2 separate regions of the Homo sapiens genome follow, and region 1 is linked to region 2. A link is a loop called in an ENCODE intact Hi-C map of the cell type or tissue named here. Cell type or tissue: psoas muscle. All regions are shown on one strand. Links, peaks and the distances in the headings refer to the core of each region. The heading gives the core; the rest is flanking DNA. Region 1 overlaps ENTPD7 (ectonucleoside triphosphate diphosphohydrolase 7). Region 2 overlaps GOT1-DT (GOT1 divergent transcript).

Region 1 (8,342 bases), core at 273-8,272, 280 kb after region 2:
TAACTCTAAGCCAAATTATACCATTTTTTCTCTCTGTACTTTAGCTCCTTGAATTTCCTTAATCTGGGAAACTTTTGTTCCCACACCAAGGAACAAATTCAGGGGGTACAAGTGCAGGTTTGTTACATGAGTATATTGAGTGATGCTGAGGTTTGGGGTACAGATCCCATCACCAGGTGGTGAGCATAGTACCTAACAGATAGTTCTTTAATCCATGCCCTCCTCTCTCCCTCCCTGCTCTAGTAGTCCACAGTGTCTATTCTGGTCTGGGAAATTTTCATCACTTTCCACCAATCTTCTATTTATTCTCCAAATGTCTTCCAAAGTATCCTGCCCCACCCCCTCCTCATCCTAAGAGATTCCTTTAACTTCAAGATCATATCCAGTGATTGCTGAAAAATGTCTGCCATGCACTTGCTAAGCTAGTGTTTTTAGGCATTAACATTTATTATCACATCCATATTTATATTTTTGAAATAATTTATACTTCTCACTGATATCATCTAAACAGATGCTTCTCACAGTTTTATGTTTTGTTTTTTGTCAGGGATGAAAGACAAGTGAGTGGTATCACTTAAGGGAAAGAACAGTAGGCTTAACGAATAGCAGACCTGGATTCTAGTTCTGGCTTTGTCATTTACTAGCTCTGGTACCCCAGGCCAGTCACTTACCATCTCTGGTTCGGTTCTCATCTATCAAACAAAGAGGCTAGACAAGATTAGAAACTAAAGGCAGAAGACAAGGTAGAAAAATCATATGATTTTGGGAAGAGCATTTTGTCCTTTGGTTTAGAAGACCAGGCTGCCCAAAAGAGCCTCCTATTTTATCCATAACCCCTGATGATAAGGTTGGTGGGAACAGAGTTTCTAATAGTAATCATAATAAATTTCAGAAGAGTTTTAAAGCTTCTGGTCAACCCCCTTGATTTATATGGGTGATAAAACTGAGGCCTAGAGCAGTTGTAATATGTGCAAAGTCATAGTGACTGGCCTCCTAGCCCAACTACTTTGTCAGCTACAATGAAATGCTCATTAACAGAATCTTTCTGCAAGTATAAACAGAATCTATTTTTTATAAAACAGCTGGCCACAACTAACCATGCCCCATCTTTACAACTGCTTCTGACATTCATTTATGACTGCTTTGCTCACATTTAGGAATAAACTTTGAAAAAAATACTTTGTCAGAAATAGTGCCAAGTTTTCACTACATCTATTCTTGTTCCTGTATTTCTTTTCGTACTTTTAAATTTTATACATCTTTTTAAAACAATTTTATACAATTTCCTTTACTACAACATCCAAGCAATTCATTAGATGACTACAGCCTAGATGAAGGTATAAATGCCTATTACATCTACCTCATTAAAGAACTTCGTTGTAATTCTTGGGCAGTTTCCAGACTCTGTTACAGAAACAGAGGGCTGTTTCTTTTTGTTGTCTTTAAACTTTTCAAATTAATTCAAAACTAGTATCTAATTGTCCTTTTTGCTGTGGTATGTGGTGTAATGTTGATTGGGAATAAGAATTATGGTAGAAATAGCAGATGTTTCAAATTCTCCCATATTAGTCTCTTAGGGACGCTAGCTCCAGATTCCAGCCCCTGGGGCAATAACTTGTGAGGATTTTCCTGGTGTTACAAAAAATATTGCTGTTAAAAAACTAAGACTCAAAACCAAAAGTTGTGATTAATAATAACAGGATTATTAGTCAATAATATTTTGATTAATACTATAGAATAGCAACAGTGAATATACCTCAAATTGAAAACTTTTAGGTTGTGTTCTTGGCTCATTCTCTCATAACCTGGATCTAAGTTGGAAAGCTGTGGCACCCTGTTTGGGTGTCCCATCTACCCTGTTTTCTGTTTCTGCAGATGGCTTGTTCAAGCTTCATTTTAAGCCTGCTCTGTCTACTTATCTTCCTTATATCCTAATAGACTTCTCTTGTGTTATTACACATTTCTCTTTTGCTCTAATATTTCATTATTTTCCAGTTTGTCAGTACCGTTATCAGAGGGACGAGGAAGGAATAACACACCAGTTGACCATTTTGTTTCTCTGAAAATCTGAGCAATACGGAGATCCTTTTATTAGTAAAACTGAATCATTACTCATACTACAAGGGCTTTCACTTTTAAAATGTAATCCATCATTGCTTGCCATTTTTATGAAAACCAAAGTTGAAAAGTCTTCTGAATCACAGGCTATGTATAGCCACACATGCATGACTTCAGGCTAGCATAAAGACATGTCTGCTCCTGAGCCTCTTCTTTTAAAGGGCAACCACTTGTATACCCTCTGGTGGCCACTCCTCCTTCTCCACTCCAAGGCAGCCCTGGTACTTTCCTAAGTGGCCCCTCCTACAGAGCACTTGCCGGCATTTGGCCTGCTGCTGGTGAAGACGCCCCTTACTAGCTTCATAAATGTTTTTCTGCAAGCAGGGATCCCAGACACATACTTTGGTTTCTAGTGTTTCAGTTACTATGTTGTATTTGAAATTCTCATTCCACAATTACCCTTTAGTTGAAGTCCTGAAGTACATGCCATGTACTCCCCCTTTATTTCTACCTTGATCAATGGCCTCTGCGGAGTGTAGTGAAAGACATCTTTTTATTATGATCTACACTTTAAAAAACCAAAGGCTGCCTGTATTACATTGCTTTGGGGAGTTGTTAAGACTCTGTTTTTTCTACTGCTTCACATTAAACAATAATTTTGTTGAATTTTGAATTCTTAAAATTCTCACTGACAAACATTTTAGGTCAGTGTTGAGGAAAATGTGTGATGCATGTTAGAGAGGTGATGCATTCTCCCTTATGCAGGGACATGGGTATATGTGTTACATATGCTGATATATAACCCACCATTCATCCCAGGACCACAAGGGTAGCTGTAGATAAACTGGTTATCCTAAAATCATGATTATCAGTGTTGATCTCTGCAACCAACATTGCTTTAGGGAGTTGCTAGTCATTACCCCTGCTACAATAGATAGTATTTGTCAGTCTAAGTTACAGACAAAAAATTCTAGGTTGACTGATTAAGAAAGCCATGTGTTTTAATTTCCTTCATGTTTTAAAAACAATGGACGTAAGTGCAGAGAGACCTTTGAAAATATTAAGGGAAATCTATTTAATCCTATAGGTATGTGATGACTTGTTTTTTTGGAAAAAGGTATTTGGAACATCAATCTGTAATTATCCATTTTCCATTCATGCATTCACTAATTCAATATTTGATATGTGTCTGGGAGTGCTGGGAATAACATAAATACAAAAAAAACCCTAAGATAATCATTCACCAGAAGCTCATAGATATAATACAGTTATATAGCTAAATGCAACCAGTTGTTTTTCCAAATGTACTCATCATCTGTAATAAAAGAAAAATGAAGTAAAACATCTGAAACCTTAACTTACTCATGAGTTGCTACTTCCTTGGAGGCAACTGTAGAAGCATTAATATATGGTTCTTTGGGTTGGGTCATACTGCCCTCTGCTGACTCAGTTACTAACTAAGGACAACCTGGGTTTGAGGATCAGGAGAGGATGGTGTGGGAACCTGCCTCAGGAACTACAGTTCCCTTTCTTTGAAGGATTCTATCCAGAAGAGACCATATCCTACTAACATACTAATAGGAGCAACATAGCAGATCAAATGATAAGGTGGGGTGGAAATTAGAAGGGAATGGGAATAAGCTAGTCAGAACTTTCTAAGGTAACTAGGCTATTAGGACCTAAGCCAGTGGTCCCTAGACTTGTCTGCACATTGGAATCACCTGGGGAACTTTAAAAATATGCCTTTTACTTCCTCCAGGGATTGTGACTTAATTGGTCTTAGATGAGGCTTGGGCTTTGGGATTTTTCTAAGATTCAAATAAGAGAGAAGTTGGGAATCTCTTCTAGGCAATAGCATAAGCCCAGCCAGGGTCCAGCATTTATGAAAAATTGACAAACTGTTTTGCTAAGAATCACCTGTGTTAGTCGGCTTGCATTGCTATAAGGAAATACTGACAATTTTTAGAAAGAAAAGAGGTTTATTTGGCTCACTGTTCTGCATAGAACTGTATAGGAAGCATGGCGCTGGCATCTGCTTCTGGTGAGGGCCTCACGAAGCTTACAATCATGGCAGAAGGTGAAGGGGAGCCAGTGTGTCACATGGTGAGAGAGAGCAAGCGAGAGAGGAGGAAGTTCCAGGCTCTTTTAAACAACCAGCTCTTGCATAAACAACCAGAGTGAGAACTCACTCATTACTATGGGGATGGCACAAAGTCATACATAAGGGATCCGCCCCCATGACCCAAATACCTCCTACTAGGCCCACCTCTAACACTGAATGTCACACTTTGAACATGAGATTTGGAGGGGACAAAACATCCAAACCATATCACCACCTGAGAATGGTACACTACAGGTCACAGAAACTTACAGAGTACTGGAGTTGAAAGAGAACTGAGATCACCTAGTTCAGAGACTAACGGGAAACGTTAGGTCATTTATGGCTCTCAGACACGTTAAGCCTGCATAACATTTTTTAAAATCTTGAAATTAGTTCCCAACACTTAATTGAGAGCTTTCACAGAAAAATCTAGATATGTGGCTTATTTTTAAAAAACAGAAGATTTGCTGACTTAAACACTGCAAAATTAAACATTTATATCTGAATCCAGCATCTCTTTTTGCTTTGTAAATGAGGTCAAGGATGAAATCCAGATGTTCTTCCTTTGTATTTGTATTGTCACTGTATGGAATCTAGGTATATCCAAGGAAAAATAAACTTAAGATAAGCTTATTTTCCTTATTTCAAAAAGCAAAACAAAAACCCAGAAGATCTAACAACCCTGGACCTGTAGAGTGGCAGCAACAGACCAGAACTCAGCAGTATAGTCCGAGCTGGGGCACCTGCTCGCCAGTGTTACTGTCTCCATCAGCCTGACCCCAGTGAGCATTTGATTTGGTCTACCCTACTCTTGCCTTCTACAGAACTAAAACTAACTTCCTGCAACTTTCATCCATTGCTGCCAGCTCTGCAGCATAATGGAAGCTCATTCCCTCTTCTGCATGAGACGGCTTCAACTTCTCAAGGACAGGAATCTTGCTCTCTCTCCAGATGTTCTCTGCTCCAGTTAAATATCCCTAGTTCCTTCACCTATTCCCTGTGTGACAGGGGTTCTGGACTCATCATTCTGATCTCTTCTTCTGGATACACACTTAGTGGCCATCAATATCTTGCTTAAATTTGGTACCCAGAGTGAAATGCAGTATGTTAGGGGTATTTTGACTATGGCTGTGACACTTCTACTGATAAAACCTGAAGTACCACTAATTTTTCTGTTATCATATAATAACAACATGAATACTACTTGGTTCATATTGAACCTGAGGACAACTAAAATCCCGTCTTTTTTATATGAAATGATATAAGGCCAGGTTTCTTCAGCCCAAACTTATACAACTTATTTAATTTAAATGAGTATGTTACATTTCTAATCTGTTTAATTTCATCTCGATGGGGTCATTCTGGGACTGTTTTCAGTTGCCACTGTCATCTATTATATTAGCAATATTGGGTTGCTCCATCCTCAAATCAGATGTTTCTGATGCCTTCATCCAAATCACTGATTTTAAAAGTAAAGTTGAATAAGACAGGGCCCTATGAAATATCAATAGAGACCAAAATCACATTAATTCAGCAGTCAACAATTTGTTTATCTGGGTAGATGTCCATGCACTACACCATCAAGGCCATATTTTTCTTATTACAAAGCTGTTAGGAAACCCTCTCAGGAACCAATTTATACTGTCGATTCCATTCCTCTCTCTGACCTTGTAATGTTAACAGCCTTATCAAAAGAGGAACTAGCTGGGCGTGGTGGCCCATGCCTGTAATCTCAGCACTTTGGGAAGCCGAGATGGGCGGATTACCTGAGGTCAGGAGTTCAAGACCAGCCCGGCCAATGTGGTGAAACCCCTTCTCTACTAAAAATACAAAATTAGCCAGGCATGGTGACTTGTGCCTGTAGTCCCAGCTACTCGGGAGGCTGAGGCATGAGAATCGCTTGAACCTGGGAAGTGGAGGTTGCAGAGTGAGCTGAGATCACGCCATTGTACTCCAGCCTGGGCAACAAGAGTGAAACTCTGTCTCAAAAAAAAAAAAAAAAATGGAACTATTTGGCGATTACCTCCTTTTCCAAGTACTTAAAAACCATTTTGCTACATATACACATTAAGCTTGTCAAAATCTGCAATTTCCCCATTTCTGAAAATCAGGATATTAGAAGACATTAGCTTTTTTTTTTTTGCTGAAGACCAGCTGGCTACTTTGGGTATGTCAATCCTATCCTTTCAATCTTCACCTAATGGAAGTGAAGTTAAGATCATAAAGAAATTCTATTTAGGCAGAATTAAGGACTCAGGAGAACATCCACGTAGAAATCATCCACGTAGAACCAAGAGCTTGCCAACACTGAAAAACCTGACACAAAGCCTGTTAAGCAGCAAATGGCAGACATTTCTTTCTCTACATTAAAACTGATTTTCAACATGAAAAGCAGATTTAAAAGGGAACATTTAGGGTAACCACACTTAATGCATTCTTGATCCAGTGACTATCTCAAAACAGGAAAAGATTTTTAAGTAAGTTGACCATTTGGAAACCACTTGGTATGTCAAGGTCATCTCGTAGAAAAGCCCAAGTTCTTATGATCTCTGAAGAGCTCTCAAAAGCAGTCACAGTCCCAGGAGGCTGGTCCTCTAAGAATCATTTTGGGACTCTTCGGAGTTCATTCATCAGCCAAAGAGCACCAGTGAGCAAAGCCAAGGAGCCTGACTGGTGAGTGGCGGCCAGAGGAGTTGGGACATACATCAGCAGCGTGCTGATGCCCAAGCCCACCTGTCACAAAGGAAAGAAGGCAATAGGAAAGGCAGTAACCCAAAGTTCACATTGAAAATGGCCAGGCGTGGATAACCACACACAAACCTCCACATCCTCCTATCAGAGCACTTAAAATACACACATTTTTAATTTCACAAGCAAATATGCTTACAATGAAAGAAATTCGAACAAAATTGATAAACCTAAAATTCCCCTTATTCTTCAATCCATCCCAGTTCCCCAGAGTAGTCACTGTTACCAGTTTCTGCATACTTGTACTTTAGTATGTTTATAGAGAAATAAATATATAGTTTTGTGCTTTTAAAAAACATATTGTTCTGTCACTTGCTTTTTTTCACTTAGCAATATACACTATGTATTGAGATCTTATTAAACTGCTGTGCAGTATCGCACAGTATGGATATACCATAGTTTTTTTTGTTTTGTTTTGTTTTGAGACAGAGTTTCACTCTGTCTGCCAGGCTGGAGTGCAATGGCATGATCTTGGCTCACTGCAACCTCCACTTCCAGGGCTCAAGCAATTCTCCTGCCTCAGCCTCCCAAGTAGCTGGGATTACAGGCGTGTGCCACCCCGCCTGGCTAATTTTTGTATTTTTTAGTAGAGACAGAGTTTCATCATGTTGGCCAGGCTGGTCTTGAACTCCTGACCTCAGGTAATCCGCCCACCTCGGCCTCCCAAAGTGCTGGGATTACAGGCGTGAGCCACTGTGCCCGGCCCATAGTTTTTTAACTATTTAGGTTGTTTCCAATTTTTCACTATCACAATTCTATGATGAATTTTCTCATACAAAAGGTCTTTGTTGCATTGGACTGTTTCTAGGACTGACACTAATAAGTTCATTTGCTGGGCCAAAGAATTACCCATTTAACTTTTAAAAGATATTGCCAGCCTGGGTGACAGAGTGAGACTCCATCTCTAAAAAAAAAAAAAAAAGATATTGCCAAATTGCCTTCTGGAAAAAACTGTACTGACTCATGCTCTCACCAGGAATATTTGAAAGTATCCATTTTCCTATGCCCATGGCAATACCTGATTATCTTTTTTTTCACTTTTTTCCAATTTGATAGGCACAAAATGGTACTTATTTTTTAAATTTGCTCCTCTCTGATTATAAGTGAAGCTGAACAGCTTTTCATGTTTACTGGCCATTAATCATTGTTTTTGTGGTAATTGTGTATTGATGTCCTTTACTTATTTTCCGGTTATTAATCTTTTAATTTATTATAAATATGGAAAATATTTTCTCCTAGTCTGTCACCTTTCCTTTTTTTTTTTTTTTTTTTTAAACAGACAGGGTCTCACTCTGTTGTCTAGGCTGGGGTGCAGCGGTGCGATCTTGACTCACTGCAGCCTCAACCTCCCTGGCTCAGGTGATCCTCCCATCTCAGCCTCCCAAGTAGTTTGGACTACAGGCACACACCAACATGCCCATCTAATTTTTGTATT
Region 2 (8,342 bases), core at 193-8,192:
TAGAAGAGTCAATTCTCTTGGTGTTTCAGAAGAAAACAATATCACAGCCCCTCTCCACTGGATAATACTATAAATCTTAAAATGAATTTTCATTCAGAGTAATAAACACAAGCCAAAGAACTTTGTATAACATCCGTCAACTTTTTGTGTTATCTATTTCTTTTCCAAAACATTGCCTCTGGTTTTAAAGGTAACTGCCCACAGTGTTTCACTAATAACATTTTAAGCATTACAAGTTCAACACTGAAGGTCAAATGACAACGAACTTTCAGTGCTTCCAAAAGCAGGGGCAGAGGGCAACTGCTGAGGGGGGCATTGTATAGCCTAACCTTCCCAGAATTTGATTTAAAAGTATGATCTTCACAGCGTTGGCCAGCAATATCATGGTCACTCCCTACGTCATTCCCTGGGAGAAAAACAACCCTAGGTTACCTAAACAATGTTGGCGAAGACCAAATATTTATTAACATCCTAAGCCGCCCCATAATCAAGCCAATGCTGATAGGGACAAAGAAGGTGCCATGTGCAGTTTTTCTCCATGTCCCCACAATATCTGCTCTGAATTTTAAAAGGCAATTACTGGGGGAGAAGGAAGCCTATATATTATGTAGGATCCAAGTCTCAAACTGCTTTCCTAGGGAGTGTGAGGTTCTTGGAGATTAAGTGCAGTACCTTTCTGTCTTGAGCCTTGTAGGCTGCCCCTCTAATTTAATGCCAGTCTTGAAATAAACAGAATGCTTTCCAAGTCATCGCTAATTTTAACACTTTAAATTTAGAATTGCTTAGAATTGACTCAACACTGCCTCCTTGCTGAATGGATAATTCAAGCAAACAACTCAAGAGCTGGATGCTGCCCAGACAGGTAGGCAGCCAGATAAAGTGAGTGTCCAGGGAAAGAGCAGTAAGGGTCAGAAGAGAAAGAGCCTGGTGTTCTCACTGCCTCCTGCCTTCCTTATGACTGTCTGTTCAGAAGTCCTCCTAGCATCTTTCTTCTGCCTTCCCCTGCTCCTGTCCCTGAAACCTTTTCTTCAAAAGAAGTGGAAAAGAGGAACTGGGAACCCATATAGCAACAGCATCACCTGGAATGAATTCCTTTAGAACATACTGTCTTGGAAATCTGAAGCCTGCAGGGCTGGACAGGCAAGAAGAGCAGTGAGCACTGCATGAACCTGTAAGTAAATCTGCATGTGGATGGTGTTTTGGGTTTTTTTCAGACAGAGCCTTACTCTGTTGCATAGGCTGGAGTGCAGTGGCACGATCTTGGCTCACTGCAACCTCTGCCTCCTGGGCTCAGGTGATTGTCCCACCTCAACCTCTCAAGTAGCTGGGACCACAGGTGTGCACCAACATGCGCAGCTAATTTTTGTAGAGATGGGGTTTCGCCGTGTTGGCCAAGCTGGTCTCGAACTCCTGGGCCAAGCAATCGGCCTCCCAAAGTGTTGAGATTACAGGCGTGAGCTACTGCACCAGGCCACACATGCTTATTTTACTCAGTCTTGCCCCTGAATACCCGAAGGTCTAAACTTAGGAAAAAGTCAGGGGAGGGATGAGTTTGTCATTCTTTGGAGTCGTTATATTTGGGTGAGTGCTGGCACTATGGGTAGGATATTATTTAGAAGCTGAGTTGTGTGCTGAGCAAATGTTTCTTTAAAAACCAAAGCCGTATGAGATCTGTTATAGAGGCACAGTGTGGCTAAATAGTGTGCGATAAGATAAGCATAGGGCTCCTGAGGTGTTGCTGTTCTCCCACTGTAATGAGTTTACTCTTCTTCCTAAGGAAAGTGATCCTTTATCACCTCTCCTCTCAAATTCACTGGCTTGTTTCGTGAGTGTGCCTTCATGGAATCATGTCTCCTTCTCTTCCCTCAGTTCTCTCCTTCCCTCCCTTACGTATGACTCCTCCCATAATCCGCACACATGGATTGAACCAAGTGAGGGTATTTTTCTGTTTCCTACCTCATAGAAGGGCATAGAGTGGACACGGTCTAAGGTTAGTTCCTGAACTGAGTACCCACATATGCAGAACTTTATTTAAAGCTGCTGAAATCTTTGTATAACAGATAGATCAATAGGACTGAAAACTACTGATGGTTTTACTTACTTGTTGAACGTGACTAAGTTCCATGGCACCATTTAGAAATTGTGTTGTATAGTTTTCGTATGTTGCTTAAGAAACAGTTTAGCATAATGGTTAAAAGCATGGCCTCTGGAACTAGATTGCCTCTGTATGCCTCAGTTTCCTCATCTGGGAATAATAATAGTTCTACCTCATGGGATTGCTATGAGGATTAAATGATTTAATTTAATTAAATGATTTCATACAAAACTGAATTGTACTTGACACTTAGTACTCAGGTATTAACTGGGACCGTTATTATCATCACAGATGTTGTTTACAAGCACTTGCCTTTGAGATTTGTTTAGCTTTTTTATTAAATTACTAGCGGTATACTAGAACAGTACGTAGGCTGGGGCCTGGAGTCAAATTCTAGCTTTGCCTCTTATAGTTTTGAAACTTTGAGTAAATTACTTGATGTGTCTGAGTTTTAATATTCTTATATGTAATTTACTTTTAAAAAGAATTTTGCTTAGTGTTGATATACACACATTTAACACAGTTATAGAAATTATTGTTTTTACTATTGTCATATGAGGAAATTCGTCCCTGGGTTGCTGTAGGGTGCTAATGGTTAGGCAAACTCTCTTTGAAGTCTGCCTGATCTGGCCCCTTGCAGGCATGTACTCCGAAATATTTTTCAAATGGAAAAGAAAACAGAGAACACAATTTTCAAAATATCTAGAGCCCTCCAAGAAGTCTTTGTAGAGATCTATAAAATCTCAAGGCAATTTAAAGGTAATAAGACAACTTTATTAATAATTAATTAAAATGTAAATGTTAATGATAGCCCTTTGTATAGCTATATTATCTTTTTCTGAAGAATAGAAAAATGTTTTAGAAACACTATTCTCTCCACATCCTGGGGCAGCAGCCTTCTCCAAAGAAACAGAAAGAAGGAAATGGATTGCCTTAGCAAAAAAACAAATGAAGACACTCCAAATAACAGAAGAATGGGAAGGCTACAGACCTTGAAGTCAGAAGAAAATTTCCTCTCCTTGCCCCGTTTCTCCTTAAATGGATCACCAGTACAGTCTCTTACTTCTAGAGCCATGTTAAGCTTTCTTCCCCAAAGTTGTAATGTCCTTCTTTTGGTTGTGTCGTGTCCTAAAATCCTACTCTTTGGTACAAGATGAAGGTATATGAAGAGATAATGAAGGAAACAAATTCAATGTGTTTGCCAAGAACACAGTCTTTTAAATAACTCTTAAAGGGTTCGTTTAAAACAGTGTAATAAATTGTGGTAATCTAGTACACAAAGCTAGTAGGAACCTCGTTTATTAATAATATTTCAACATTGAGCAGTAGAGGGCAGCACTATCCTTCTTTTGCAAAATGTTGAGCACTCTTGAGAAGGAAAATAAAGGCAAAGCTCCTGACCCCTGTGTCTGTGTTTACTTTTACCATTAAAAAAAAACAAAAAATTGGAGTATTTTTATTATGGTTTAGGTGATTATGTATAAAGAATGTCAGAGCCTGCATTACCTGGAAGTGGTGCACCAGGTAATGCAAAAAACACGGAAGGTTTGAGGTCCCCCACTCAGGATATGGGTTCTGTCTAGTAAAGATAAACAGTAGCTTGACCCTGGGTAATCAGATAGGGTTATTGTATGAACAGACCTAATGCTCCTGCACGTTCTGGATAGAAGTCAATCTACTGAAATAGCAGGATGTAGTTTTAAAAAATGTGTGTAACTCATATAGTCTTAGCCCTGATAAGTGCTTCTAAATTCTTATTCACTGCCTTTATTCTGCTGTGTTAGTGTTGCTCTCTGTCATACGTGGGTCAGGTCAGAACTAGCTCAAATACAGTATGTGTATTATGACTTTAAGGAGTGGTGTCAGACAAGATGGGTAAAGAATGTCTTTCATGGGACTGCAGTTGGCTAAATGGCTGTGTATAAGTAGTGAAATTGAAGCCTTGTATGCTCGTCGTCATTCTATCACAGTATGATTTGAGTTTCCCTAACCGGTAAACAGCAAGAAAAAATGATCTGTTATTTTTTACTAAAGTTACTTGATGCTCTTTAGCAAGCTGACAGAATAATTCTAATTTTAGCAAATACAAAACCATGGTAATCCTAGCACATTTGGATTCTGTTTAACCCTGAAAACTCTTTTGGCAGCAAATCTTCAATGCCAATTTAGATAAATCCCACTAGGAATAAGCACTGAAAGACGTTGAGTCTAGTTCCCAGCTCTGCCATGTGAAGTTGGGCAAATTACAGTCTCTGAGCTTTTATTTCATCTGTTAAATGGAGATAATACCTCCTAGATTTATTAAAAGGGTCAATTTAGAAAATATGTATTAAAATGGTTTGAAAGCCATTTAAGTACCTAATGAATATTTCTATCACTGTAGCCCAAAAAGATTCCTGCCTAGAAGACTTTATGTCTCTTCTCCTCATTTGGTATCATTCTATTGCCTGAGATTGTTAATTAACTTTTATGTATACTCAATATTTTCTCCCAACTTGGTTGCTAGTTCCTTGAGAACTGAAACCATCAATTGCACTTCTTGGTATCCTCCACAATAAGGTATCTAGGTACTCAAATATTTGTTGGTTGATTAAAAACATAAACCACAAGACATAATTAACTCTTTTTAAAATTGTGGTAAAAAAACATGTATTTACCATCTTAATCATTTTTAAGTATACTGTATATTAGTGTTTACTATATGCACATTGTTGTGCAACACATCTCTAGGACTTTTTCATCCAGAATTCTTTTTTTTTGAGACAGAGTCTTGCTGTGTCGCCCAAGCTGGAGTTCAGTGGCACCATCCTGGCTCACTGCAACTGCTGCCTCCCAGGTTCAAGTGATTCTCCTGCCTCAGCCTCCCGAGTAGCTGGGATTACATGTGCCTGCCACCACGCCTGGCAAGTTTTTGTATTTTTAGTAGAAATGGTGTTTTACCATGTTGGCCAAGACTGGCCTAGAACTCCAGACCTCAAGTGATCCACCCGCCTCAGCAGCCCAAAGTGGTGGGATTACAGGCATGAGCAACTGTGCCTGGCCTAGCCATTTTCTATAAACCTGAAAATAGATGCCAGAAAAGAAGGTGCCGCTATAAAATGCTTTCTTGAGTGATTTATGTCTAACATACAATTAAACATTTATGAGAAGGAAATTATCAGGTTAAAATATAAACTCACTTGCCAATTATTTGATTTTCAGGATATCTGACTTTTGTTAATTACTGAAAATAAAGTATTATTTCTAATCACTATTGGTATCACAATAGCATTTTTATTTGGCCGGTATGTGTGAGGCCTGGAGTATGACGGGAAACTGTCCTAGAAAAGGCCCTTGCATTGGCTGTAGAGAGTTCTGGAACTCTCAAGATGGCAAGATTGTATTTAACTCTTTTAAAAACAATGCACCTTTTCAAGCACAGATTTTCATCTGATGTTGTGACCGTCAATTATGTCAGATTTGTTTGATATATTAAAAAATTGGTTTCTCCTTTGCACAAAATAAATTATAGATGGATATAAGATTTAAATATTTTAAACAATATAGGGAAAATAATATATTTGAAACATAGTATTAGGGTAGAATAGACTTTCCTAATCATGGCACAATCTCAGAAGCTATAAAGAAAATAATTGACTTTGCATGGCTATAGACACCATAAATAAATATGTGATAACATGGAAGAATATTTGCAACATGCTTATTAGTCACATCTGTTATATAGTCAGAGCTTCATTGTATTGGTGGAAAAATTAGGATATAAAGAAATTCAGAAAAGAATAAATACAAATAACCAGTAAACATGTCCAAAATCATCCTCATTATAAAATTGAAACCACGCTGATTTATCAATGTTTACCCATTAGACTGACAAACATTTTAAATGTTCAAAAAATAGTGTTGAGGGAAAAGAGCAATGACATGCACTATTGGGGAGACTGTCAATGAATAAAGCCTTTTCTTGTATTTTGGTAATAACAGTCAAAATGCACATAATACCATTTGACCAAGCAATTTCTCCTCTAGGAATCTATCCTAAAGAAATTTATACAAGTTTTCAAAGATAGGTATGTAGGCATACAGTTATGCATTGTAGCTTTGCTTTAACAGAAAAAGAGTAAACACATGTATTATTTTTGTAGCCTAAAAAAAAATCAAGTTTTCATTGAAAATAAAAATGACAGGTTTGAAGCAGGACAGTGGCCATGGAAGTCGAATCCACTAAGGCGTGTGTAACAAGTCACCTGCTGAGTCAACAAAAATAAATAAAAATTTTTTAAAAACAGGCTTGAGAGACACTTCACAGGAATAGAAAATTTAGATAGTTTCTAACAATGACAATGAAGTAGGACAGGAAAAAGTAATTCTCCAAAGCAAAGTATGTATGTGTGTAGTAACTTAAAACTTCAGATACTATGAGAAACTATTTTTAAATAAAGAACAATGTGGTGTGCTACAGTTTAGAGTTGATCTGGAAATCTGGGGAGCTATTGATGCTCCTTAGTTAATAAATTAGTGATTTTTAAAAATATGAATCCCCATTATCCGTAGCAAACTAACGCAGGAACAGAAAACCAAATACTGCCAAATACTGCATGTTCTCATAAGTGGGGCTGAATGATGAAGAACACATGGATACATGAAGGGGAATAACACACACTGGGGCCTGTCAGGGGTGGGAGTAGGAGGAAGGAGGGCATCAGAAAGAACAGCTAATGGATGCTTGGCTGAATAGCTAGGTGACAGGATGATCTATGCAGCAAACCACCACGGCACACATTTACCTATGTAACAAACCTGCACATCCTGCACATGTACTCCTGAACTTGAGAATTGAAGAAAAAAAATGAATCCCACAATTCTGTATCCAAAGACCGAGAACAGCTCCTGACATCGAACAGACAATAAATATTGGCTGAAGGAATGAATGAGGATATTTGCATCCGAGTTTTAATTAGAATAGATGTAAAATTGCCTAATGATTATTACTTGTTCTGCAACAAGTGTTTAATAGATACTAGTTCACTACTTATACGTGTCTAACACATCACAAAGGTTTATTTAAAAGAATTTATATAGTGCTTATTATATGTTGGGTACTGTTCTAAGTTCTTCACAAACACTAACTCATTCAAGTTGTATAAGTGAAGCAGGTGGTCTAATTATTCCATTTAACAGATGAGGCAATTGAGGCAAAGAGCAATTAAGTAACTTGCCCACGATGGCACAGCTAGACAATGGTGGGGATATGAACACAGTCTGCCTCCAGGGTCACTTCTCCATGGTGCCATATTGCATCCCACACGGTAAAAACTTACTAAATGTAAGAATGCATAAAGTGTTACTGTTTTTGAAATTATATTATGCTTTTGCCCCAGAAAGTCAGAATATTTGATATCAAATCATGTCTAAAAATCATTCCCACAACTTCCCTTTGAGGTAGAGCATATTTCTAAAATCATGTTTTAGTGTATTACTGGTTTAATAGTTGTGTTTAAAAAGAACATGGGAGGTCATTGTTCCTATGATAAAATCACTGTATTTGTTTTTTGACATCATATTCATTTCCATGACAACACTTCCAAGTTCCAAACACAGAAACATCTTGCTCTAGAAATGGAAGAGGCATAGGGCCTACAGAGAATTACATAACAATGTCAAAATTGTTTAAAGGGGTAAGGTTGTTTGTGTGTATTTTAATCTTTTGCATAACTAAAGCAATGAGTCTCCAACTTTTTCAATCAGGAATCTTTTTTTTGTATCTAAGCTTTGTAGGCTTTTTTGTTTTAAGATGGAGTCTCTGTTGCCAGGCTGGAGTGCAGTGGCATGATCATAGCTTATCACAGCCTCAAATTCCTGGGCAAAAGCAATCCTTCCACCTCAGCCTCCCAAGTAGCTGGAATTATAAGCACAACCCACCCTGCTGGCTAGTTTTTGTTTTTTGTTTGTTTTTGTTTTTGAGATGGAGTTTTGCTCTTGTTGCCCCGGCTAGAGTGCAATGGCATGATCTCGGCTCACCTCAATCTCCACCTCCTGGGTTCAGGTGATTCTCCTGCCTCAGCCTCCCAAGTAGCTGGGATCACAGGCATGCGCCACCACACCCGGCTAATTTTGTATTTTTAGTAGACAGGGTTTCTCCATGTTGGTCAGGCTGGTCTCGAACTCCCAACCTCAGGTGATCTGCCCACCTCAGCCTCCCAAAGTGCTGGGATTACAGGCCTGAGCCACCGCGCCCAGCCAGTTTTTA

What was found. Peaks named below come from ENCODE experiments on the same cell type or tissue, not always from the same donor. Only the 100,000 strongest peaks of a DNase experiment are listed, where the experiment ranks them.
Region 1: a loop joins it to region 2, with 11 times the contacts of the local background. A loop is called at or near these places in 49 of 110 quality-filtered maps.

Annotation. Positions count from the first base shown.
Region 1 is chr10:99,707,827-99,716,168 of GRCh38, forward strand. ENTPD7 (ectonucleoside triphosphate diphosphohydrolase 7) reads left to right here. Exons shown (of 13, transcript NM_020354.5): 13 at 1-3,415. It overlaps COX15 (cytochrome c oxidase assembly factor COX15), which reads right to left. Exons shown (of 9, transcript NM_078470.6): 9 at 3,042-6,892. The coding sequence ends at 6,761. Among named protein-coding and RNA genes, the nearest start is that of COX15, 20 kb to the right of the region's middle. In psoas muscle, for the core only: a CTCF peak has its summit at 3,480 (motif pointing left); no DNase peak of the experiment used is centred there; H3K27ac peaks cover 638 bases.
Region 2 is chr10:99,432,770-99,441,111 of GRCh38, forward strand. GOT1-DT (GOT1 divergent transcript) reads left to right here. Exons shown (of 5, transcript NR_183993.1): 2 at 777-862; 3 at 971-1,171. Among named protein-coding and RNA genes, the nearest start is that of GOT1-DT, 6.0 kb to the left of the region's middle. In psoas muscle, for the core only: CTCF peaks have their summits at 804 and 3,435 (motif pointing right); no DNase peak of the experiment used is centred there; H3K4me3 peaks cover 2,331 bases; H3K27ac peaks cover 3,219 bases.